Regions from separate parts of the Homo sapiens genome. Here region 1 is linked to region 2. Evidence: chromatin loops called from intact Hi-C (ENCODE). Cell type or tissue: MCF 10A. All regions are shown on one strand. Each heading gives the region's core, and the rest is flanking DNA. Links, peaks and the distances in the headings are about the cores only. Region 1 holds the start of SHQ1 (SHQ1, H/ACA ribonucleoprotein assembly factor). Region 2 overlaps PPP4R2 (protein phosphatase 4 regulatory subunit 2).

The links. Peaks named below come from ENCODE experiments on the same cell type or tissue, not always from the same donor. Only the 100,000 strongest peaks of a DNase experiment are listed, where the experiment ranks them.
Region 1: a loop joins it to region 2, with 9 times the contacts of the local background. A loop is called at or near these places in 49 of 110 quality-filtered maps.

What each region holds. Positions count from the first base shown.
Region 1 is chr3:72,845,767-72,857,799 of GRCh38, forward strand. It overlaps SHQ1 (SHQ1, H/ACA ribonucleoprotein assembly factor), which reads right to left and starts at 2,679. Exons shown (of 11, transcript NM_018130.3): 1 at 2,432-2,679. The coding sequence starts at 2,574. RefSeq lists an enhancer at 2,898-2,997. In MCF 10A, for the core only: a CTCF peak has its summit at 5,716 (motif pointing right); a DNase peak (open chromatin) is centred at 2,765.
Region 2 is chr3:73,049,962-73,061,994 of GRCh38, forward strand. PPP4R2 (protein phosphatase 4 regulatory subunit 2) reads left to right here. Exons shown (of 9, transcript NM_174907.4): 4 at 9,076-9,169; 5 at 11,062-11,099. It overlaps EBLN2 (endogenous Bornavirus like nucleoprotein 2), which reads left to right and starts at 11,698. Exons shown (of 1, transcript NM_018029.4): 1 at 11,698-12,033. RefSeq lists an enhancer at 1,877-2,171 and a silencer at 5,694-5,894. In MCF 10A, for the core only: a CTCF peak has its summit at 6,538; no DNase peak of the experiment used is centred there.

The sequences.
Region 1 (12,033 bases), core at 2,677-10,676, 200 kb before region 2:
AAACAAAAACAGCTGACAGTCCCAAAAGGCCCAGGACCTTTAATCCCAAGGTTTCCTCAAGCTTCAATACATTTTCAGAATGAAAATCCCTCTAAGCCAGAATAAGGGGTCAGTTTATGGATGAGTTTGTTATAATGGTTACAAACGCTAACTTTAGTGTCAGAATCTGAATTAACTCCTAGATCTGCCATTTACCAGATGTGTAACAACCTTCTTTGTACAAGTTAATTATTCTTCAAGAATCATAAATCCCTCTTCTGTAAAGGGGGGAAATAACAGTAACTATCCAAGCGTTACTATGAGCATGAAATGATAATGCAAAGAGCTTAGTGGCCGGCACAACAGGTGAGCATTCAGAAAATGTGAGCTATTATTACCAGCTCCCTTCCCCTAAACTCTATAAGCCTAGAGTTAAATTCTTACTGCAGAGAAAATTATATTTGCTTACATGGGGCCTCCGCAGCTACAGTCTCCATTCTTCAAGGAGAGGGACCAGGTTTTATTCATCCTTGGTATAGCAAACTGTATGTTCTTTTTTTTTTTTTTTTTAGACAGTCTCGCTCTGTTACTCAGGCTGGAGTGCGATAGCGCAATCTTGGCTCACTGCAACCTTCGCCCCCCAGGTTCAAGCGATTCTCTCACCTCAAGCTTCCCAAGTAGCTAGGACTACAAGCGCGTGCCATCAAGCCCAGATAATTTTTTTGTATTTTTAGTACAGATGGGGTTTAACCATGTTGGTCAGGCCGGTCTCAAACTCCTGACCTCAAGTGATCTGCCCACCTCGGCATCCCAAAGTGCTGGGATTACAGGAGTGAGCCACCACATCTGGGGGCAAACTGTATTATCAAAGAATGCCCATCTCACAGCACTCTTCCCAACCATGAAGGTCTATGTTCCCTCCCCTTAAAATTCAGCAGGCTCTGGGACTGTTTTGATGAATACAATAAAGCAGAAGTGACACAGGAATTAGACCTTTAACATATGAATTTGGGGACAAGAGTTGGGGGGGTGCCCACAAATAATCCATCCACGGCAACGGGTAAATAATAAAGCCTCGTTGTAACACTGTCCTAATAACAAATGAGATAATCCGTATAAAGCACTAACCTGGAGTAAAAATTCAATAAATATTTGCTACCACCATAATCTTCTTCCTATTCTTCACATCTTGGCTTAAATATCGCCTCCCCAGAAAGGCTTTTCCTGACCACTTTATAAAACATGGGCCCTTTTTCATTCTCTATTAGTGCACTTCTTTCTCCTCATAGCACTCACCACAATTAAGTACACTGTTTATTGTTTTCCTCTCCCCAGTGAAAAGTACATGAGGGCAGGACTTTGTCTTGTTCAGCACAATAATACCAACACTGAAACTCAATAAATAAATTAAAGAAATAAGTGAATTAAAAAACTGGAAAGTGCAATAATTCAAATACGGACGTTATATGGTCTAAGGGAAATCTGAGCAAAACTGGTTCAGCAACAGTGAAAAAACCACCTTGACTGGTGGAGAAGGTTTGTACCACAAAAGTACTTGGGTGGGAAAAGTAGGATGCAGCTACACTTCAGAAAGATTAGGAGGATGGATAAAGAGAAGGACAAGAGATTGGCAATACTTTAGGATGAATATGTAGCAGCGGGTTCTGTGGAATGGGGTTAATAGCAGTGCTTATCCCTAAGGATCACCGTCAAAGTTAAATGAGATACACCATCATAAAGCACTTAACGGAACTGCTTGTCCACCACACTACGAGTTATCAGTGTTAGCTGCTACCAAGGTTACGATTCTGCAAGGAGAATAATTTAAACAGATCAAGTGCTGACAGACCCTCACGGAGACTTGGGGGAAACAACCACACTTCAGGGACAAAACCAAACAGAAGAGCAGCAGACAGCAGGGAAGCAGGAGAACTAGGCTAATTTGGTGTCAAGAGGTCCAAAAAAGGTAAGAATTTCGGTAAGTAGGGAGCGGACAGACAAGAGATAGATCAACAGAAGGCGGCCTGGGCAAAGTTAAAAGGACCGACGGGTTGGGAAGTCACGGAGATGTCAGCGCGCGCCGTTCCCAGGAAGGGAGAGACTGGGAGAGCAAACGCGGAGTGAAAGGAAAGAACAGAACAAGTCAGAACGGGACGAGAACTAGGGCGACAGGGCAGAAACGGGAAAGTGACACGGTCCAAACGTCACTTTTTCAAGTGATTCCGCAATCCTTTGATATGGGATTTAAGAAAGCTCAAGAAGGAAAAGGGCTTCCGCAGCATCTAAAACGCACCCCTGGAAGAGGGCAGTTCCCTGGCACCAAGAGAAGCTGCGGAAACGTCGGGAAAAGGCATTCGCGCAATCGAGCACTGCTCTCTCGACCTTGCATTCTCCCTCTAAAGCAGCTATCTAACGAATGCGCCTTTCCTGCGGCCAGGCACCCCGAACTCGCCTGAGAAAGTATGGCTTGGCGTAGAACTTGAAGTCAGACCCCTCGAAGTAGACGTCGAACTCGGAGACCCGGGCGTAGGGCACGCGGATGGCGATAGTCAGGAAGTCCGGATCCTGGCTGAGGTCGAACGCCGGGGTCAGCATCGCCGCACCGGACGCAAGGGCCGGCGCCGCTCGCTCTCACTGCCGCCGCGTTCCCGCCACGCAAACTCTCCAACTCCCCACGCGCAGGAACTCTCGGTGTGAGGGACGGAGCTTCCGGCTCGAGGCGGAAGTGCTCGCGCGTAAGGCAGGAAGTCTCTCCCCACGCCAATCTCCATGGAGACGGGACGCCGTTCGAGAAGAGGCGGAACTTTCAAAACCCCCGGGCGGAGAAAGGGCGTGGCGAGTGGTGCCTGGGAGCCGGCGTTGAACCGGCGGGATGACTAGCAACCGAGCCTTTTTCGAGGTTCTTAGAGATGATTTTAACAGCACTGGCTTGACAGGTAAACAGACGTGCGTTTGAATCCCTTCCTGGCCACAACTTCTCAGCTGTAAGACCTTGGGAAAGTTACAAAACCTCTCTATATCTTCTGTAAAACGCGGATAATGCGAGAACCTAGCCCCATAGAAATGCTGTGAGGGTAGCATGAAATTGTGCATGTAGAACTCTAATAACGAACTTGGCAAGTTGTCAACGCTTGATGTGCTGAAGTAGTCACCGCAGTAGCCACAGCAGCACCGTTACAGTGGTTTCCCTTAGTTCTCACCTGCCTTGTGAACAATTCCTCTTACACTTTCCCTTTCCTCCCTCTCTCTTTCCACTTCTCTTTTTCTGCAGCTTTCTCTCTCATTCTTAACGGCTTATTTGAAGAGTTTTCTCTTTAACAGAGCGTCCGTCCCGCTAATCTCATCTAATCTACGCTGCAAACTCTAAAGAAAACGGCTCAGAGAGGTTAATCAGTACGTTTTATAACCATGCATTTTACAGTAATTAGAACTCAGAACGTTTGACTCTTAAACCGTGTCGGTGACTGCATTCACAAATTAAGGTCCCTCTGTATTCCCCTTCTTTCCTTTTTCTCACTCTTGTCCTTACACTTGTCTGAGGACATCTTTTCTGTCTTTTTTTCTACTTGTCTTCCTTGTATTTTCTCCCTTTGGAGTGTGCCCCTTACACTCTCTCAGTGCCTCTCCCGCTGGTTTCCCTCTTCCCCCACATATTCCCTTGGCCTTTCCACACATGTTGTTTCCTGTTATTCCACCACTAATTAGAATAATCCAGTTGTGGTATTTATTCCGTGGTTTTAAGTATCAGTGGAAAAGGGATGAAAAGTACTCTCCTAGGACAGTGGAGATAACCAGAAAACTTCAAAAGTCTTTTCAATCTCCAGCTGTTTTATGATTCTAAGGAGACATTCTTGAAACTTCATTAGGACTCAGAAAAAAAATTAATAGTAACAGGGGCTAACATTAACTGAATATTTACTATGTGCCAGCACTGCAGCAAACCCTTTGTAATGATCTCATTCTCCCTCCTGACCGCTCTATGAAGTAGGCATTATATATTCCCTTGGCTTGCACAGGATCTCACAGCTAGTAAGTGGTGCAATGGGAATTGAAACCCAGGTGAGTCTGATTCCTAGGCCCAGGCTCTACACTATTACAGAGTTGACTCCCTCTGTTATTACCACCTACTTTGTTTCACATTCTAAAGCCAAGCCTGCCTGCTTTAGACCATACTGAGCCTTACAAGTAATAGGCACTCAATATTGACAATGAATTGATGCCAACTTTGATTTAATAAAGCTCTCAAAAGGTCCCTTGAGATAGGCCTGTGACTAAACTATTCCAAATTAGCTTCTTTACAAAGAATCTTGGCCGGGAGCGGTGGCTCACACCTGTAATCCCACCACTTTGGGAGGCCGAGGGGGTGGATCACCTGAGGTCAGGAGTTCGAGACTAGCCTGGCCAAGATGGTGAAACTCCGTCTCTACTAAAAATACAAAAATTAGCCAGGCATGGTGGTGTGTGCCTATAATCCCAGCTACTCAGGAGGCTGAGGCAGGAGAATCCCTTGAACCCAGGAGGCGGAAGTTGCAGTAAGCCGAGATTGTGCCATTTCACTCCAGCCTGGGTGACAAGAGTGAAACTCCATCTCAAAAAAAAAAAAAAGAAATAATCTTTACATCTGCCATGGGACCTCATTCCTGTAGGTCACAAGCATTAATATTTTTAAATTATTAATGCCAGAGAATCAACTGAAACAAGCTATGCTATCCATGAGGAAATTCTAATTGAAAGCACTTTGCAAACTAGAGCTGTGCATTTCCTGGGTACTTTATTATGTGTCTGGCAACACACACACACACAGGACTGCAACACAGGAAAACAGACAACATGGTTCAGTGCTGCCGTCATTATAAGAAATATATACTGCATCTGCTAAATCACAAAATACGGATAGTTTCAAGTATATAACAAGGTTTTGTTGTTTTGGGTTTCTGTTGGTTTTTGTTTTCTTGCAGGCAATAGTTCTCTTATTTTTGCATTTCTATTAGTGGTAAATATAAGTTATAGATTCATTCTCACTTAAGAACATAAAGTTCCTTTTGGCTGCCATGCAACTTTGGTTCTTTCTCCTGCTTCCTCAAAGGCAGTCCTAGCTATCACTTCAGACCCTTTTCTATTTCTACATCCATTTCTATGGACCCTGTTGCTTTGTGTTTAGACCCACTTTATATGGGCACATTCTCACACTATGAAAGTAATTCTGCAACATGCTTTTTTTCCTACTTTGGTTCATTTTTGAGACATAGCTATATTGATTCATAGATCAAATTGAGTTTCTATTTCTGAATACAGACATTGCTTGAGAATAAAGACATTATTTTAATGTTTTAAATTAGCTCTGGTTTAGAGGGGAAAACAGGAATGCAATTTTTCATCATTTTTGAGCATTCAAATGTTGCAGTGTTTTTTATCTTTTCATTTTCTGAAAGCTTACTTTTGAATGGCCTTCCACTGTTTTAAAAATAGTTTTTCCTTCTGGCCTATAGAGAACATGAAATAAAATAATAAGATAAAGTTTTTTCCATGACCAACTTATGTAGGACAAGTGTGTAACCTATCATCTTTCATTATATTAAATTGGCCCCTCCTCTGGTCTAACAACCCTGATTGTGATCCATAAGCTTCCAAATTAAATGTTAAATTAAAAATGGTTTTTATAAACAATTCCAATGTCAGCTTTATTACCAAGTTCTATTGTTAGAAGTCTTTTAATGGTGAAATACTCCTTGTTTCCAGAAGGTGGCATGCATATAGGTGATTAAAACAATGTTATCTCAAAGAATGGAGCTTTAACCTATGTTGAAAAATAGCTTCCTGAATAAGTTGTTTATAGCGCTAGTTCATTCTCTGAGCCATTTTGGGGAGGTGGTGGAATCTTACACAGTATTTGCAAACTACGTCTTAACCACTGTTATTATTTTGGCATACATCTTTTCAGACTCCTATTCATAAAAGTATGGGAAGTATTTTCAACAAAAGAATGTCATAATCTATATTTGCTTTCTTCACTTAATATAGGATTACAGGCTGGGCACGGTCGCCCATGCCTGTAATCCCAGCACTTTGGGAGGCCTAGGCGGGTGGATCACTTGAGGTCAAGAATTTGAGACTGCTGTGGCCAACATGGGAAAACTTTGTTTCTACTAAAAATACAAAAAAATTAGCCAGGTGTGGTGGCACCACCTGTAATCCCAGCTACTCGGAAGGCTGTGAGGCAAAAGAATCCTTTGAACCTGGGAGGTGGAGGTTGCAGTGAGCTGAGATTGCACCATTGCACTCCAGCCTGGGTGACAGAGCAAGACTCCATATCTCTCTCTCTCTCTCTCTCTCTCTCTCTCTCTCTCTCTCTCTCTCTCTCTATATATATATATATATATATATATATATATATATATATAATATATAAAATACATATGTGGCATTACAATATTTCCATTTGACTACATTTTTGTCAAGAATAAGTTTATCCACAATTGTACTCTTTGTTTTTTTGTTGTTTTTTTTTTCAGAGACAGGGTCTTGTGCTGTTTCCCAGGTTGGAGTGCAGTGGCAGGATCATAGCTCACTGCAGCCTCAACCTCCTAGGCTCAAGCAATCCTCCCACCTCAGCCTCCCAAATAGCTAGGACTACAGGTATGTTTCACCACACGCAGCTAACTTTTTTTTTTTTTTTAGTAGAGACGGGGTCTTGCTATGTTGTGAAGGCTGGTCTCAAACTCCTGGCCTCAAGCACTCTTCCCACTTCAGCCTCCCAAAGCACTGGAATTATAAGAGTGAGCCACCACTCCTGGCCTAGTGTTAGAACTCTTAAAAACAGAATTGAACACAGTGATGATTCATTTTAAGAAAGGAAAAAAAAAACTAATACTAGGATCATGAAACTAGAGTAAAAATACCTAATGCTAGATGACGAGTTAGTGGGTGCAGCGCACCAGCATGGCACATGTATACATATGTAACTAACCTGCACAATATGCACATGTACCCTAAAACTTAAAGTATAATTTAAAAAAAATTAAAAAAATACAAAAGTTAGAGTACAAACTGGATAACACATTTTGAAGTTTGAAAAAAATCCTTTTGTATAACAGTGGTAATACAATGGCACTCATGAGTTTTTTATTTAAATTTATTTTATTTTAGGTTCGGGGGTTCATGTGCAATTCTGTTACATGGATATATTGCATAATGGTGGGGTTGTCCTTCTAGTTAGCCATCACCCAAATAGTGAACACAGTACCCATTAGGTAATTTTTCAGCCCTTACCCCTCTCACTCTCCCCCCTTTGGAGTCCCCAGTGTCTACTATTTCCATCTTCATGTTCATGTGTACCCATTGTTTAGGCTCCTACTTATAAATGAGAACTTATAGTATTTGATTTTCTATTTCTGAGTTATTTCACTTAAGATAATGGCCTCCAGCTCCATCCATATTGCTGCAAAGGACTTGATTTCATTCTTGTTTATGGCTGCATAGTATTTCATGGTGTAATTATACCACATTTTTTATTTTATTTATTTGGGACAGAGTCTCGCTCTGTCGCCCAGGCTGGAGTGCAGTGGCGCCGTCTCGGCTCACCGCAACCTTTGCCTCTCGGGTTCAAGCAATTCTCCTGCCTCAGCCTCCCGAGTGGCTGGGACTACAGGCGTGTGCCACCACACCCAGCTAATTTTTTGTATTTTTAGTAGAGACGGGTTTCATCATGCTGGCCAGGCTGATTTTGAACTCCTGACCTCAAGTGATCCACCCACGTTGGCCTCCCAAAGTGCTGGGATTATAGGCGTTAGCCACTGCACCCAGCCACCACATTTTCCTTATCCAGTCAACCACTGATGGACACTTAGGTTGATTTCATGACTGCTATCATGAATAGTGCAGCAATACATATATGAGTACAGGTTTCTTTTTTTTTTTTTTTTATGAGATGGAATCTTGCTCTGTTGCCCAGGCTGGAGTACAATGGTGCGATCTTGGTTCACTGAAACCTCTGCCTCCCGGGTTCAAGTGATTCTTCTGCCTCAGCCTCCCGAGTAGCTGGGACTACAGGTGCGCACCTGGCTAAATTTTTTTGTATTTTAGTAGAGATAGGATTTCACCATGTTGCCCAGGCTGGTCTCGAACTCCTGAGCTCAGGCAGTCCGCCCACCTCAGCCTCCCAAAGTACTAGGATTACAGGCATGAGCCACTGCACTCAGCCAAGTGTCTTTTTGTAATACAATGATTTATTTTCCTTTGGGTAGATACCCAGTAGTGGGATTGCAAGTTCAAATTATATTTCTATTTTTATTTATTTGAGAAATCTCCATACCGTTTTCTGTAGAGGTTGTACTAATTTCCATCCCCACCAACAGTGCATAAGCATTCTCTTCTCTCCACATCCATGCCAACATCTGTTGTTGTTTGACTTTCTAATAATGGCCATTCTGACTGGTGTTAAGATAATGTCTTATTGTTGTTTTAATTTACATTTCTCTAATTAGTGATGTTGAACATTTTTTCATGTTTATTGGCTACTTGTATGTCTTCTTTGGAGAAATGTCTGTTCGTGTCCTTTGCCCACTTTTTACTGGGTTTTTTCCCCCTTGTTGAGTTGTTTGAGTTCCTTGTAAATTCTGGATATTAGTCTTTTGTTGGAGGCATAATTTGCAAATATTTCCTGCCATTGATACCCTGAGTTTTGCAATTCCAAGCTATAAACTGCTTCTAAGAGGACACAGATAAATTCGTGGGTAACTGACAGATAAATACAGGACTGTAAAAGAGGTTTAAGGGATGGTCCCAACAGGATGTAGACTAAGAAGACCATGAGTCTGACACTGGTGACCTCCAGTGGTTTTCAAACCCCTCTGGATTTAAGTGCAGCTATTTTTGTTCTTTTCCCCAATCCTTTAGCCCATTCACATTACAGTTGTTAGAGTTAAACTTGCTAAGGAGCACAGTGTTAGCACTAATGTAGCATAGTAATGAGTATTTCAGGGAGGATTCAGCCCAATTCCAATTTTGCACAAGTTCGATAAAGCTCCAAAGAAAATCCAAAATGGCTACAGCTGACATAAGAGTGTTTTTTGACAAGATTTCTGAGCAATGTACCTAAGGGCTTAGTGATATATATATCAAGATGCTAGTCTTATCCCATTAAATGAAATGCAGGATCACAAAAGAATGCTAACTGAACAGCATTTCAAGCCTCCTTCATTGTTTAACATCATATTTTGAAAAAGCATCTGCAAAAGGTACTATTCTGATGCCCTGCCCAGATTCCCTTTATGGAGCCAGGAAGCTCATCTGTCACTAGCAGTGAATGTAATGGCTTGCCACTGATCCCGCCAAAGAATTGCCTTAGCTCAGGGTTTCTTCACTCCAGTATTTTGTGCAGGATCATTCTTTGTTGCAGAAGGCTGTCCTATGCACTGTAGGATGTTTAGCAGCATCCTTATCGTCTAATCTCTCAATACAAGCACGAGTTTTCCTGGTGTAACAATCACAAAACTTCTCCAGACTTTGCCAAATGCCCTTGAGGGGACAAAATTGCCCAGGGCTGAGAACAGCTGCTCTAGATTGATAGAAGAAACCTCCAGGATTTAATTACTACCACGACGACCGCTACCCCCTTGCCCAAGCCTGCAATCATGAAGAGCGATATGGGGTTCAGAAGACCACCTCAAAAGGGAAGGTGACTCTGTGGCATGGCTTATGCTCCAGAGTTTTGTTTTGTTTTTTTTAATGGGATCCAGCCGAGGCTAGATTTTCCCCAAACCCACATCTTTCTTTGGCTGTCTTCCCTTTTCCCATTCCCTTTCACCTCCTCCTTAATAAATTTCTCCAGAGAACCCTTCCTCATAGATCACATGCATCAAAATCTCTCAGGATCTGGCTGGGTACAGTGGCTCACGCCTGTAATCTCAGCACTGTGGGAGGCAGGGGTGGGCAGATCACCAGAGGTCAGGAGTTCAAGACCAGCCTGGCCAACAGGGAGAAACCACGTCTCTATTAAAAATACAAAAATAGGCTGGGCATGGTGGCTCACGCCTGTAATCCCAGCACTTTGGGAGGCCGAGATGGGTGGATCACCTGAGGTCAGGAGTTCGAGACCAGCCTGGCCAACATGGTAAAACCCTATCTCTACTAAAAATACAAAAATTAGCTGGGCATGGTGGTGGGCACCTGTAATCCCAGCTACTCGGGAGGCTGAGGCAGGAGAATCACTTGAACCTGGGAGGCAGAGGTTGCAGTGAGCCGACATCGCACCAGTGCACTCCAGCCTGGGCAACAAGAGTGAAACTCCATCTCAAAAATAAATAAATAACAATAAATAAATAAATAAAAATACAAAAATTAGCCGGGCGTGGTGGCGCATGCCTGTAGTCCCAGCTACTTGGGAGGCTGAGGCAGGAGAATTGCTTGAACCTGGGAGGTATAGGTTGCAGTGAATGGAGATCGCACGACTGCACTCTAGCCTGAGCGACAGAACAAGACTCTGTCTCAAAAAAAAAAAAAATCTGTCAGGATCTGCTTCTAAGGAACCTGACCTATGACCACACTTACGGAACCCCTTAAACATTCTTCACACTCCTGCAAAATTACTGGAGAAAAGTTTCTACAGTACCCATGGAGAACAGCTGATTCAAGTCTTTATCTTACTTATTAAAAAGTTCTTACAGTCTAGTTATCCTTAGCCTAACTAATGTTTTCCTTGATTCAGAGTGAACATATTTTTATTTTTATTATAATTTTTTTTGAGTTGGAGTCTTGCTGTATCGCCCAGGCTGGAGCGCAGTGGCGCGATCTCGGCTCACTGCAATCTCCGCCTCCTGGGGTTCAAGGGATTCTCCCACCTCAGCCTCCCAAGTAGCTGGGATTACAGGCACATGCCACCACACCCGGCTAATTTTTGTATTGTTTAGTACAGATGGGTGTGAACATATTTTTATTCCCTCATGCAGAAATGATTTAAATGTACCTTTTTTGGCTAGAAAGATTGTGGTGGGATTGTAAACTGGTATAACTACCTTAAAAAATTGTTTGGCAGTATCTACTAAGGCTAAACATATGTATACCTTGAAATTCCTCTTTTATACATAACAGAACTGAAGTAATATTCAGTCGAGAGACACGTACCAGAGGGTTCATGGATACATTATTCATAATAGTCAAAACTGGATACAATTCAAGTGCTCATTCAGAGTAGAATGGGCGGAGCCGGGCGCAGTGGCTCACACCTATAATCCCAGTACTTTGGGAGGCTGAGGTGGGCGGATCACGAGGTCAGGAAATCAGGACCATCCTGGCTAACACGGTGAAACCCCGCCTCTACTAAAAATACAAAAAATTAGCTGGGTGTGGTGGCGGGTGCCTGTAGTCCCAGCTACTTGGGAGGCTGAGGCAGGAGAATGGCCTGAACCCGGGAGGCGGAGCTTGCAGTGAGCCGAGATCACTCCACTGCACTCCAGCCTGGGTGACAAAGCGAGACTCTGTCTCAACAAAAAAAAAAAAAAGGAAAAAAAGAAAGAGTAGAATGGTCAAGGGCCAGGTGTAAGGGCCAGGTGTGGTGGCTCACACCTGTAATCCCAGTGCTTTGGGAGGCCAAGGTGGGCAGATCACCTGAGGTCGGGAGTTCAAGACCAGCCTGACCAACATGGAGAAACCCCATCTTTACTAAAAATACAAAATTAGCCAGGCGTGGTGGCATATGCCTCTAATCCCAGCTACTCAGAAGGCTGAGGCAGGAGAATCACTTGAACCCGGAAGGCGGAGGTTGCAGTGAGCCAAGATCCCACCATTGGAATTCAGCCTGGGCAACAAGAGTGAAACTCTGCCTCAAAAAAAAAAAAAAAAAAAAAAAAAAAGAGTAGAATGAGCAAATTGTGGTATATTCACTCAATATTGCCACACAGCAGTAAGAATAAATTACTGCTATGCATGGCAACATACATGAATCACATTAGGCACATTAAGCCAAAAAGGCAAGACCCAAGAGAGTATATATTAGATATTTCCACTTATATGAAATTCAAAAACAGGCAAAACCAGTGTATGCTCATAGATGTGAGA
Region 2 (12,033 bases), core at 3,159-11,158:
AGAGATGGAGTCTTTGTCACCCAGGCTGGAGTGCAGTGGCACCATCTGGGCTCACTGCAACTTCCGCCTCCCAAGTTCAAGCTATTCTCCAGCCTCAACCTCTCGAGTAGCTGGCATTACAGGGTGCATCACCACACCCAGCTATGTTTTTTTTGTTTGTTTGTTTATTTGTTTTGTAGTTTTAGTAGAGACGGGGTTTTACCATGTTGGCCAGGCTGGTCTGGAACTCCTGACCTCAAGTAATCTACCTGCCTCAGCCTCCCAAAGTGCTGGGATTACAAGCTTGAGCCACCGCGCCTGGCCCGAACTTACATTTTTTAAATTTGATTTTTCAGTTTATGAATCACTTTCTCTGAGCAGGCAGAATCTAAGTCTTATTTAATCAGTGATACATCAAGATTTTTCTATTTTTAATTTACTCTTTTTTTGTCTGTATTTTAATATATTGGTATGTTGAAACATGTTTACAAAATGTTCAATTTTTGTGTTTTTTATATATATATAGTTTTTTAAAATATTTACTAAGAAGTAACATTTTGTTGGTTTTCCACCAGTTTGAGGGTTTGTCCATTCTTATACACTCCTCCCCCCATTTGTAATAGATAATCTTTAAATTACAAAAGCGGTGTATGTTCACGCTTTTAAAAAGATCCCCACTGTTACAGAAGTACATAAAGAATGAAAGTAGAATCATGCTATATGCTAGTGGTATTTTCCTTTTAGAGAAGCTTCAACATGTCTATATTAGTACATTTAAAGCTATCTTTTTATTTATTTGAAATGGCTACATTGTTTTCTATTATGTGAATAATAGGTTTTTATTTGCCTGTCCTGATTGATGGTAGGCATTTATTTTTTTGGCTGTTAACAAGCAGTGCTTGTAGTGAGCATCCTTCCACGTATCTTTTGTTGATGAATGTCATGTTTTGAATATACGTATAGATTGTTGCCTTTTTTTTATTTTTTTCTGGAGACAGAGTTTCGCTCTTGCTGCTCAGGCTGGAGTGCAATGGAACGATCTCGGCTCACCACATCCTCCCCCTCCTGGGTTCAGGCGATTCTCCTGCCTCAGCCTCCCGAGTAGCCGCGTTTACTGGCATGCGCCACCACACCCGGCTAATTTTTGTATTTTTAGTAGAGATGGGGTTTCTCCATGTTGGTCAAGCTGGTCTTGAATTCCAGACCTCAGGTGATCCACCCACCTTGGCCTCCCAAAGTGCTGGGATTACAGGCATGAGCCACCGCACCTGGCCAGATTGTTACTTTTTTTAATTTGTAGAAATGTAATTGCTAGGTTAGCTTATGAACACTTAATTTTCAGTTTATCAGTGCTGCAAAATTGACTTAGCAAAATGTGGTTGTTGATGCTTTCTTTTGTAATAAGTGCAGATATTGTAATTCTTCGGTACTGTATATGTGTCTGTATTTGTGTTTCTTTGATTGCAAGTGAAATGGAACATCTTTTTGTGTACTTACAGCCTTTCTGTGAATTGCCCTTTATATCTTCTTTTGACTTTCTTTTGCTAATTTTCTTACTGGTAAGTTTTTGTTGTTTTTGCTTTTAGTTTGTAAAAGTTTTATATTAAATGCTTCCTAGTATTTTGCCGTAAGAAAGATTATCCGCTTTCTAAAATTATTTTAGTATATTACCAAAGTACAAGTTTGTTTGTTTGTTTGGTTTTCGAGATGGAGTCTCGCTCTTTGCCCAGGCTGGAGTGCAATGGCTCAATCTCAGCTCATTGCAACCTCCGCCTCCCGGGTTCATGCCATTCTCCTGCCTCAGCCTCCCCAGTAGCTGGGACTACAGGCACCCGCCACCACGCCCGGCTAATTTTTTGTATTTTTAGTAGAGATGGGGTTTCACCCTGTTAGCCAGGATGGTCTCGATCTCCTGACCTTGTGACCCACCCACCTCGGCCTCCCAAAGTGCTGGGATTACAGGCGTGAACCACTGCGCCCGGCCAAAGTACAGATTTTTCCCTCTTTGAAGTGGAAATTGTCCATGCACTTGTTTACTTGATTTCCTGAACTATAAGCTTCTGGAGAGCTGGGGTAACAGTCTTTTCCAAACAAGGCCTAGAAGAGTGAGTGCCTGAATATAGTAGGTTCTTAAACAGACAAGTATGGAATGACTAGGTGCGTGGATGGATAAATGAATGAATGAGTAAAGAAAAGAATATTGAATAACTGGGGACTAGAAAAAAAAGAATAAAAGTATATTTATATCTATTTTGTCTATTGAGGCATAGAAGAATCACAATGGAATGCTTAATTTCTTTCTTTTCTTTTTTTTTTTGGTCATTTTCTTGTCTTTTAAAATTACTTTGGAACTTTAAAATTTCATAGAAGATGGATTATAACTACTCTCCAAAAGTGAAGTTACAGTTTGTCAGATGAGAAACACCAAAAATTAAAATGAACGAAACTAAAAATTTTAATGAAATGGTCAATTAAAAGACCATTTTATGCCCTCTGGAATTATAATAAAAAAGAGTATATGGGTTTACTCAAACCAGGGCCATTTATGAAAATCCTCCTCCTATTACAGAGACCATGAATATAATTTAGGAATTGCTAATAGGTAATGGTTCATTCCTATAATGGTATACACAAAGAGGCATTTTGTTGAGGGATAGAGAGCATGTAAGTTACATTCCTGGCAGTTTTAAAAGATACCATTTTATGTTCTCTGAATTTTTCAAAATGAAAGAATAATGAATATAAAAGTAAGTTAATCTCTCAAGTCTTGACCCTTTCTTGTCATTGCTGTTACCTCTAAGTCCTCTCTAAAGTAGGCAGTCGGCCTCCTCACTCTGTGAATAGTAAACTAAAATAGTGTTCCTATATATTTATGAGGAGGTCTGGAAAAAGTGGAAAACTTTTGATACCTAATAATCTTTATATCATCTGTTAAGCAGGTACAGTCAGTCACAGCTGAGAGTACTGCTCATGATCTTTTAAAGTTATATATGAGACTTTTATACTCCAAAGTCTGGATTGTAGAATAAAACAACCCACATTTGATTTTCAGTTTGTGTGTTGTTTGCTTTACGGTTAGCTCCAGATGATTCAGGGACTGAGAGAATGGGTCCTTAGCCGTTTATTACTTTGTTCTCTGACACTGTTGATTCACTTTATTGCTTCCTGATTTTTGTGCTCCCCAGTTGCCTGGGGAAAATAGGTTTTTGTGCTGTTAATTATTTGTGTCAGTGTTTGTTGAGTATATTAGTTAAAATGTACTTATTTGTGGCAGATTTCTGTCTCTCTCACATACACAAACCCACACCCACCCACCCCTACTTACTTGTTTTTTCTTTATCCCCTTTCTTTCTCTTAGAATAATTACTTGAGAATTAGCATGACTTTGTAACCATCCCTCCTTACTATTCCCCACCTGGTCTTGTCTAGTGGTAATATGGCTTGATGTGATACTCTCTTTAATAAACTTAAAAATTGAAATTAACAGAAAGCCTAATTAACTTTTTCTTGCTAGTTATATTTGATGCAAATAAAATAACAGTTCAGACTATAGGAACTCCAAGAGATGATTAACTTTATTAAAAGCTTTGACAATTGCTATAGATTAATTTTGGGTCAAGGAGTGGTGCAGACATTAGTTTACTTACATCATTGGGGTTCCTTATCATTATTAAAAGAGGCGAAATTAGCTGGGCGTGGTGGCTCACACCTGTAATCTCAGCACTTTGGGAGGCCCAGGCAGGCGGATCATGAGGTCAGGAGATGGAGACCATCCTGGCTAACACTGTGAAACCCCGTCTCTACTAAAAATACAAAAAATTAGCTGGGCGTGGTGGCAGGCGCCTGTAGTCCCAGCTACTCGGGAGGCTGAGGCAAGAGAATTGCTTGAACCCAGGAGGCAGAGGTTGCAGTGAGCCGAGATGGTGCCACTGCACTCCAGCGTGGGTGACAGAGCGAGACACCATCTCAAAAAAAAAAAAAAAAGCGAAATCTGTCATTTGATTTGAGACATAAGATTATATGTGTATGAATTTTCTTTTGGTGGGGACAGAGTGTTGCTCTATTACCTGGGTTTAAACAATTCTCCTGCCTCAAGCACCTGAGTAGCTGGGATTACAGGCATGCATCAACCATGCCCGGCTAATTTTTGTATTTTTAGTAGAGACAGGGTTTCGCCATGTTGGCCAGGCTGGTCTCGAACTTCTGACCTCAGGTGATCCACCCGCCTCGGTCCCCCAAAATGCTGGGATTACAGGCGTGAGCCGCCGTGCTCAGCTAATTTCGCCTCTTTTAATAATGATAAGGAACCCCAATGATGTAAGTAAACTAGTGTCTGCACCACTCCTTAACCCAAAATTCATAAATATAAATATTTATGAATGTGTATGTTTATGTAAATATTAAAGCCTGAGTAGAGAAAGAACATACTGCTTCAAGTAAAGCTAGTATCACAGGATTCTAATGGTATTTCTGACTTTTGTAAGACTTTGTAGGTGTAAACAAAATTATGAACTTAGTCTTTGGTAACAGAGATATTGTTAGTTTCCATGTTGACAGTTAAGTTTAACTCAGTATTTCTGTTAACTAAGACACCACTAATGTGGTCATTTAGTCAGAAAAGACAGTAAAATCCACATATACATGGGTAAAACAAAAGTGAATGACTGTTTTGACTTTTTTTTTAGTAGGATGTCAGATTTTTATGGTCATTTCTTTAGCTGTTTACTCCAGTAGCCTCTGTGCTACATGTTACATTCCTTTGTCTTTTTCATGTGGAAAAGTTGCTTATATAATTTAAAGTTAAGGTAGTTAAACTGATTTTTTTAGAGTCTGAATGAAGTGCGCACTTATTTTTTGAGTGCCTTGTCAACTTAGTACTTTTATAGAAATTTAGGTTAAAATACATGCTTAAGACATTATTTCTTTAGTGTTTAGCCTTATGACTTAAAATTTATCTTTTAAAAAATAGCATTGAATTGCTACTTTATGTTAAGATGTCTTTCCCTGATATTCAGCAACTTTCTTGGTATTTGAATTTCCATAGCTTTTAGGTGTACAAGACTTCTGCTTTTAAAAAAAAGTAAATAGGGACAGCTTGCATTTAAATTAAGATATATAAGGTAAAATGTGTGGTCCTATTAATTAGGGTAAGTTATTTTCCTTGGAATTAAAGGGAGTATTTTTAAAGACAGACCTATACTTTTGGTTTTGTTGGTCTTTGGACCATGTGTGCCTTCCCACAATCTCTATCAAAGAGTAGATGGAATGATGACAATAAGAACTAAGATTTATTGAACTTTCTGAAATATTTTAGGCACTGTTAGGTGATTTAATATACCATATACATTATGTCGTATTTAGTCGTCATGATAATCTTTGAAGTGTACTTGTAGAACCCTTGTTTTCAGACAAGACCCATGAGACCCATGAAGACTCAGGTAAATTCAGTTTTGAGTAAGGTCTCCTAGTGGGGTAGCGTGTGTGTGTGTGTGTGTGTGTGTGTGTGTGTGTGTGTATTAAAATATATATATATATTTAGCAAAGGTGGATCCTTAATGTGTGGGGCGGGGGGTTTAAAAAATGTTACTGGATGTTGTAGGCACTGTTTTAAAAAATTTGAGATGCTAGCTAGTCATGTCCTTTTTTCAGTTCCTTATATCATCTTAGTTTTCCATTTTACAATATGAATAAATCAGATGATATATCATTGCAGAGTAAACCAAACGCTTTTTTTTTTTTGGAGACAGTCTCACTCTTATCACCCAGGCTGGAGTGCAGTGGCTCAATCTCGACTCACTGCAACTTGCAACCTCCACCGCCCAGGTTCAAGCAATTCTTTTGCCTCAGCCTCCCGAGTAGCTAGGATTACAGGCCAGGCTGGTTCTTGAACTCCTGACCTCAGGGGATCGCCTGCTTCGGCTTCCCAAAGTCCTGGGATTACAGGCGTGAGCCACCGTGCCTGGCCCAGGGTTTTTTATTTTACAGTATAACTTTGCTAATGAACATCTGATCACCACTTCCCCCCAAATTTAAGGATTTCTGAATAGACTTTTCATTGAGAATGAGTGGCATGTGTGTTTAACGCTCCTCTCCCTATATTTGCTTTTCTTAGTATGTGTGGGAAAAGCCTTAATATTTTCAGAAGTTAGAATAAACTATTTTGTATGCTATGTCTAATGGATGAGTATCAGAGAGCAGAGCTTTCATATACTTGTACCAAATGCTTTCATTTTGTACTGGTTTTTCTGGTTTATTCTTGTGCCTCCTTTTAGAGGCCTACCTCACACTAAGTTTTCCCAGTGTCACGCTTACTAAGCTTGGCATACAGTTTATTCTGTCTCCATGGCACTTTTTATACAGTGTTGTTATTTATTACTGTAATTGTAATTATTTACATGTCTTTTGACTGCTGTTGAACAAGGTTGGTATTTCTAGTTTATAATAGGCTCTTATATTTATGGAATAAGTTTAAAAGTACAGTCTGTATGTAAAGAGACCTTTCAATGCTGTTACGTTCATTTATCATACTAATATTTCCAGTGGATCCATTGATTTGCAGAAAGTGTTTGGTTGGGATTTAGCCTGTCGTGTGAGAAAAGGAAGTGTTGTGTGACATTTTAGTGCCATCTATTGGATACTTGGTAAAATGACTTTTAAAGCTTCTTTTACTTTTTGAAATAAGGATCTTTTGAAAAAAGCTTCTGAAATTGTCTAAGAACTTAAACTCGTTTTATCATTGCTGGTATTGCTATGTAAACACATACCCCCCTCCCAAAGCAGTATTAATATTAAACAACACATAAAATATTAATAATTGGCTACAATTTAACTTACATTTCTAAAGAAAATTAGCCAAAGCATTCAGTGTACATGTTGTTAAACAAGAAGTTTTAAAATATTCATCTGTTAAAACTAATTTTAATTAGTGAGAAAACATTAGGTTTTAATGTGGGAAAGAATTTTAGTAGGAAGAAAAAGCATAATGACTAGACAGTATTTTTCAGTTAAGTACTATTTGAATACCCAAACACTTGTTGAATACCCAAACTGTTGGTGCTATTTTGTATATTTTGAATAATAAATTTTAATGACAGTATCACTATGGGGTGATTAATGAGGAAATAGCTTAGGTGTGTTGTGTGTGTAAGGTTTGAAGAGCCATGAACTAGAAGAGGAGCTAAGGTGAGTTATACCACTAATCTGAAATCCACGATAATACTGGGTTTCACGGACAGACAATTGAGAAACTAATACTGTTTGTTATACATGTGGAAAATGCTTAAACATTTTTAAAGTAGAGTTAGTTTTGTGTATTAGCTATAGATTTCTAATGGTTGTCTTTATAGGAATGAAACAAAAGATGTATAAGCTTATTGTTTCATACTTAGTAACGCTGTTGGTGTGCTTTGTACTTCCCCATTTAAAAGGATTCTTCATTTTGACATTGTACTTCACTCTGAGTAGATTTTCAAAAGCAAAAAAGTATTCTTCCTCAGAAACCCAGAGGAATTTCTAGTTGCTTCTGAATGTTTGGAATATCAGGCAAACATTTAATCTTTTATTCTGTGCCTTGTCTTTTGGTAGAACAGTTTTCTCACTTTTAGGTTTGGATTCGATTTTAGGTTTGAGACAAAAGATTGATTCTTGGACTCTCAAATTTATCTAAAAACATTTGTTCTCATATGAATAACATGCACTTTAAGCACTTTCAGAATTTTTTGCACATCTTATACTTTGAACATAAGAATAGTATTGACACAAAGAATATGAGAACCAAATGTAGTTTATCCAGTTAGAAAATAAACAACTATAATTTTGTAAAATACGTGTGGTACAATGGAAAGGACATGAGATTTGAAGTTAGAGAGACTGAGTTTGAGTCCTGGCATTTTAACTCACTAACTACTATACCTTGTGGTGGAAGAAAATTCTGTATCACACTGCCTATAAAAAATGAAGACCTTTGTGAATGTTAACTATTAATTTGAGGCTTTGTAATTCTTTTCATTAAAGAGAATAAATAGATTGGTATGGCAGACACTGAAGTCTGAAGATTTGTTTGTATTTGTTAGCTGCGTTTGTCGTACCTCGTGCTCATAACTTTGCTGTTCTGTTCAGCTTGTAATTCTTATGAATGCTAATAGCTACATGAGCTCAAAACTTAAAAATATTTATAAAATGATTTTAGTTCCAACTTATATCAGTTTTGTATTTACTGTGGTCAAGGAAAAATTGAGGTATAGTGAAATTATTTGGTAAAGTTAAATAAAAGTTGTGTATATTTTAAGTTGGATTAAACTTAGATTATATATGAAATTGCAATAATGGAGCAGAACCACATTTAAAATATTTGTAGTTTTGTTTGAACATTTTAAAGAAACCTTTGAGTGCAGAAGAATACTTGAGGAAAAATACATATATTAAATAACCCCCAACTTGATTATTATTTGTGTTACCTCTCTTGTAAACTTAAAAATCAAATTATCAGGATTTAGAATTTTCTATTATATAAAAATTTTTTCCTCAGTTTTGAAGCTTTCTGTTGATTTTGGGTGTTCTAAGTTGCTTTTTTTTTAAAAAAGAATTTCTGTTGGTAAATAGTAGGTTTACATATTTATGGGGTACATGAGATATTTTGATAGAGCCATACAATGCATTATAATCACATCAGGGTAAATGGGTTATCCATCACCTCAAGCGTTTCTTTATGCTTTGTGTTACAAACAGTACACTTATACTCTTAGTTATTTTAAAATGTACGATAAATTATTGTAGTCAACCTGTTGTGCTATCAAATACTAGATCTTATTCATTCTAACTATATTTTTGTACCCGTTAACCATTCCCCCCTCCCTCCCCCCCCACCTTTATTGCTTTTTAAAGGAAGGGAGAATGGTTTTTTTGTTAAATAGAAAGGTATGCTTATTTTATTGTCTTTTTTTAAATGACTCATCCATTTATTTCCCTATTATAGCATTTTCTTTTGTAGCTTAATACATGGGTGACTAGATACAGCTTTACCTAGCAAAAGAAATAATGTTCCTCGTTTTCTTGATTATCAGTGATCTCACACTGTAAAATTATATTTTTTTGCAGTATCCCTTTTACTATTCAGCGACTATGTGAATTGTTAACAGATCCAAGGAGAAACTATACAGGAACAGACAAATTTCTCAGAGGAGTAGAAAAGGTATTTATTTTATTATTGGAATTATATTATGCTGTGGTGTAATAGCTTTTATTTTAGAAAAGAACATTGAGTAAGATCTGTTTCGGGTACCACTTCTTGAAATATGTTTTTCAGCCTACCTTGAGTTTCCCAAATTGTTTTCCAAATTGCATTCTGTTTTACAGAGAGATTTAATAGGACCGGGTAGAGGAGGGTTTGTGTGTTGGTCATTGAAGTTTGGTGAAAGCAGCTTATTATTTCTTGGAAATTCATAGTGTATATCAACTTATTAAAGGTTCTGTGAAGTTATAATTGCTATTTTAACTTTATAGAGTGTTTTATAAACTTACACATGGAATTCATTTTCTCAATTCTGGAGTTCAAAGGTACATAACTTTGGAAACTTACTGGTGCCAAGCATGTAAATGAGGTATTGAGTAGAAAGATGCAGGTCAGATTTAGAGATAAACATTAGTGTTTGTGTGTGGAGGGGGTTGAGGGAGTGTTAGAATAAGGGAAGGGTATTCTGAATAAAGGAAATGGTGTGGGCTGGGTGTGGTGGCTCATGCCTGTAATTCCAGCACTTTGGGAGGCTGAGGTGGGTGGATCACGGTCAGGAGTTCGAGACCAGGCTGGCCAACATGGTGAAACCCTGTCTCTGCAAAAAATACAAAAACTAGCCGGGCGTGGTGGTGCACGCCTGTAATCCTAGCTACCCAGGAGGCTGAGGCAGGAGAATTGCTAGAACCTGGGAGACGGAGGTTGCAGAGAGCTGAGATGGCACCATTGCACTCCAGCCTGGGCAACAAAGTGAGACTCTGTCTCAGAAAAAAAAAAAAAAAAGGAAATGGTGTGAAGAACAAAGATTCAAGGTGTTTAAGGGAATGAAAAGTAAGAAATTGACTTGTCTTGAGTGAAAAATGAAGGAAGCCCTGTGAGAACCAAGATTGGACTAATGAGTTCTAATTTTCAGTTGATGGTTGGTCCGGAAACACTCCCCTGTTCATTTAAGGATCTGGTTCAAATCCACTTTATTTTACCCTGGGAACAGGAATCAAAAACCATTACATAGTGATTTACAGTAGTTTTTGTGGCCATACTGGATTAATATATTTTGTTGATCCTCTGTACACTCAATTGAATAATATCCCCAAAGGCCAGGAAACTGAGATGGCTCATCAGTACTTACTTTTCAGCTCCAGGAGTTGTAATAATTACATTTTGGAGATTTTCAGATAAAGTAGCAATATGTTACAGTAGTCATACCAGGTGCCCTGCCTTTAAATCAGGGTTGCAGTGTTTCATAGTTGTGTGACCTTGGGCCAGTTAGTTTTCTCCTCTGTAAAATGTGGTTAATAATAGGGCTGGGAGGGGGATTAAATGCAAAACACTTACTGTGACTCATACTAAACTTTCAGTGAACACTGAATATTAGTAAAGTTATTTTTACTGGGAAGATCATAAATATATTACAAAAAAGGTTTGAGTCTCTTTCTGTGGGATATATGATGCAACACAACAAGCCGTGGATTGGGTGTTGCTTTGTAAGGAAAATCAATTACATATGTCTTAAGTACTTCAATCTCTCAACATCTTTGTTGATTCCATCTGAGCTTAGTTACTCTACTACGTATAGTGTATGATGTTACGGGTCTAGAATAACTAGATTAGGGTAAAAAATAAGTATAGGAAAAAAAAAATTAGTGGCTGAGTAGGATATTCTCTTTTGGTCCTTTGTTATTGTTTTAGTTTTTGCTGTTTCACCAGTTTTCATTTTTAACCATTTTCCTTTACTAGCAAAATTAGAATCAATGGGAATTTAACCCACCAGAGTGATTTTAGAAACAAAAATGATGAAACTTTATGTTGTAGTACTTTTCTTCATACTAAATCACTGATTTTTGTTATTGCAGAATGTGATGGTTGTTAGCTGTGTTTATCCTTCTTCAGAGTAAGTATATTTTTTCTATTTCTAGTATATTATTTACTATATTTAATCATTTTATTGCTTCTAATATATTATTCTTAAAATAGACTGAATTTATTTAATATGTAATTAAGTGTGATAACATACTTGTGAACCTACCATTCAGTCCCCAAAGTAGAATATTACTAATAACATTATCTATATGTTTTTTCCATTAAAGAGATTTGGATTAAAGAGATTGGTGATTTACTGTAATTTTAATATTGTTGGATTTACATACTGTGGTGGCACTCATTGCCCTGAGATGCCATTCTAGATGCCTTTCCAGGGTGTCTCTAGGGCATAATTCCCATGTTTGGAATAACTACTTGATGGCTTTTCTCTTTATGATGGAAAATATTTCCAGTTGTCAAGATTTAGATATAGCAAAGTAAGAATTAAATTTGGATACAATTTCTCAACCTTGGAACTATGGACATTTTGTACCAGATAATTCTGTTGTGAGTGGGTGTCCTGGGGATTATAAGAGGTTTAGCACTGTCCTTGACCTCTACCCACTTATGCCAGTAGTGTTCCCCTCTCCAAATATCTTTAGACATTGCCAAATGTCTCTTGGAGATGTGAAAGGCAGGGAGGGGAGGTTGTCCCCTGCTGAGAACCATTGGTTTAAGGTTAATCTGGCTCTGCTTTCATAGACTACTCTGTTACCCAGGCTGGAGTGCGGTGATGAGTGATCATAGCTCACTGCAGCCTTAAACTCTAGTGATCCTCCCGCCTTGGCCTTCCAAAGTGCTGAGATTACAGATGTGAACCACCACACCCAGCCCAGTCAATTTGTTTTTAGAATGTTCCCAAGAATATAGTTATGTTGCTAAATAAGATACTAAAATAATCCCATACTATATTTCTTGACAGAAAAACTATTAAAATGTATACATGATAAAAATTTCTTTTATGA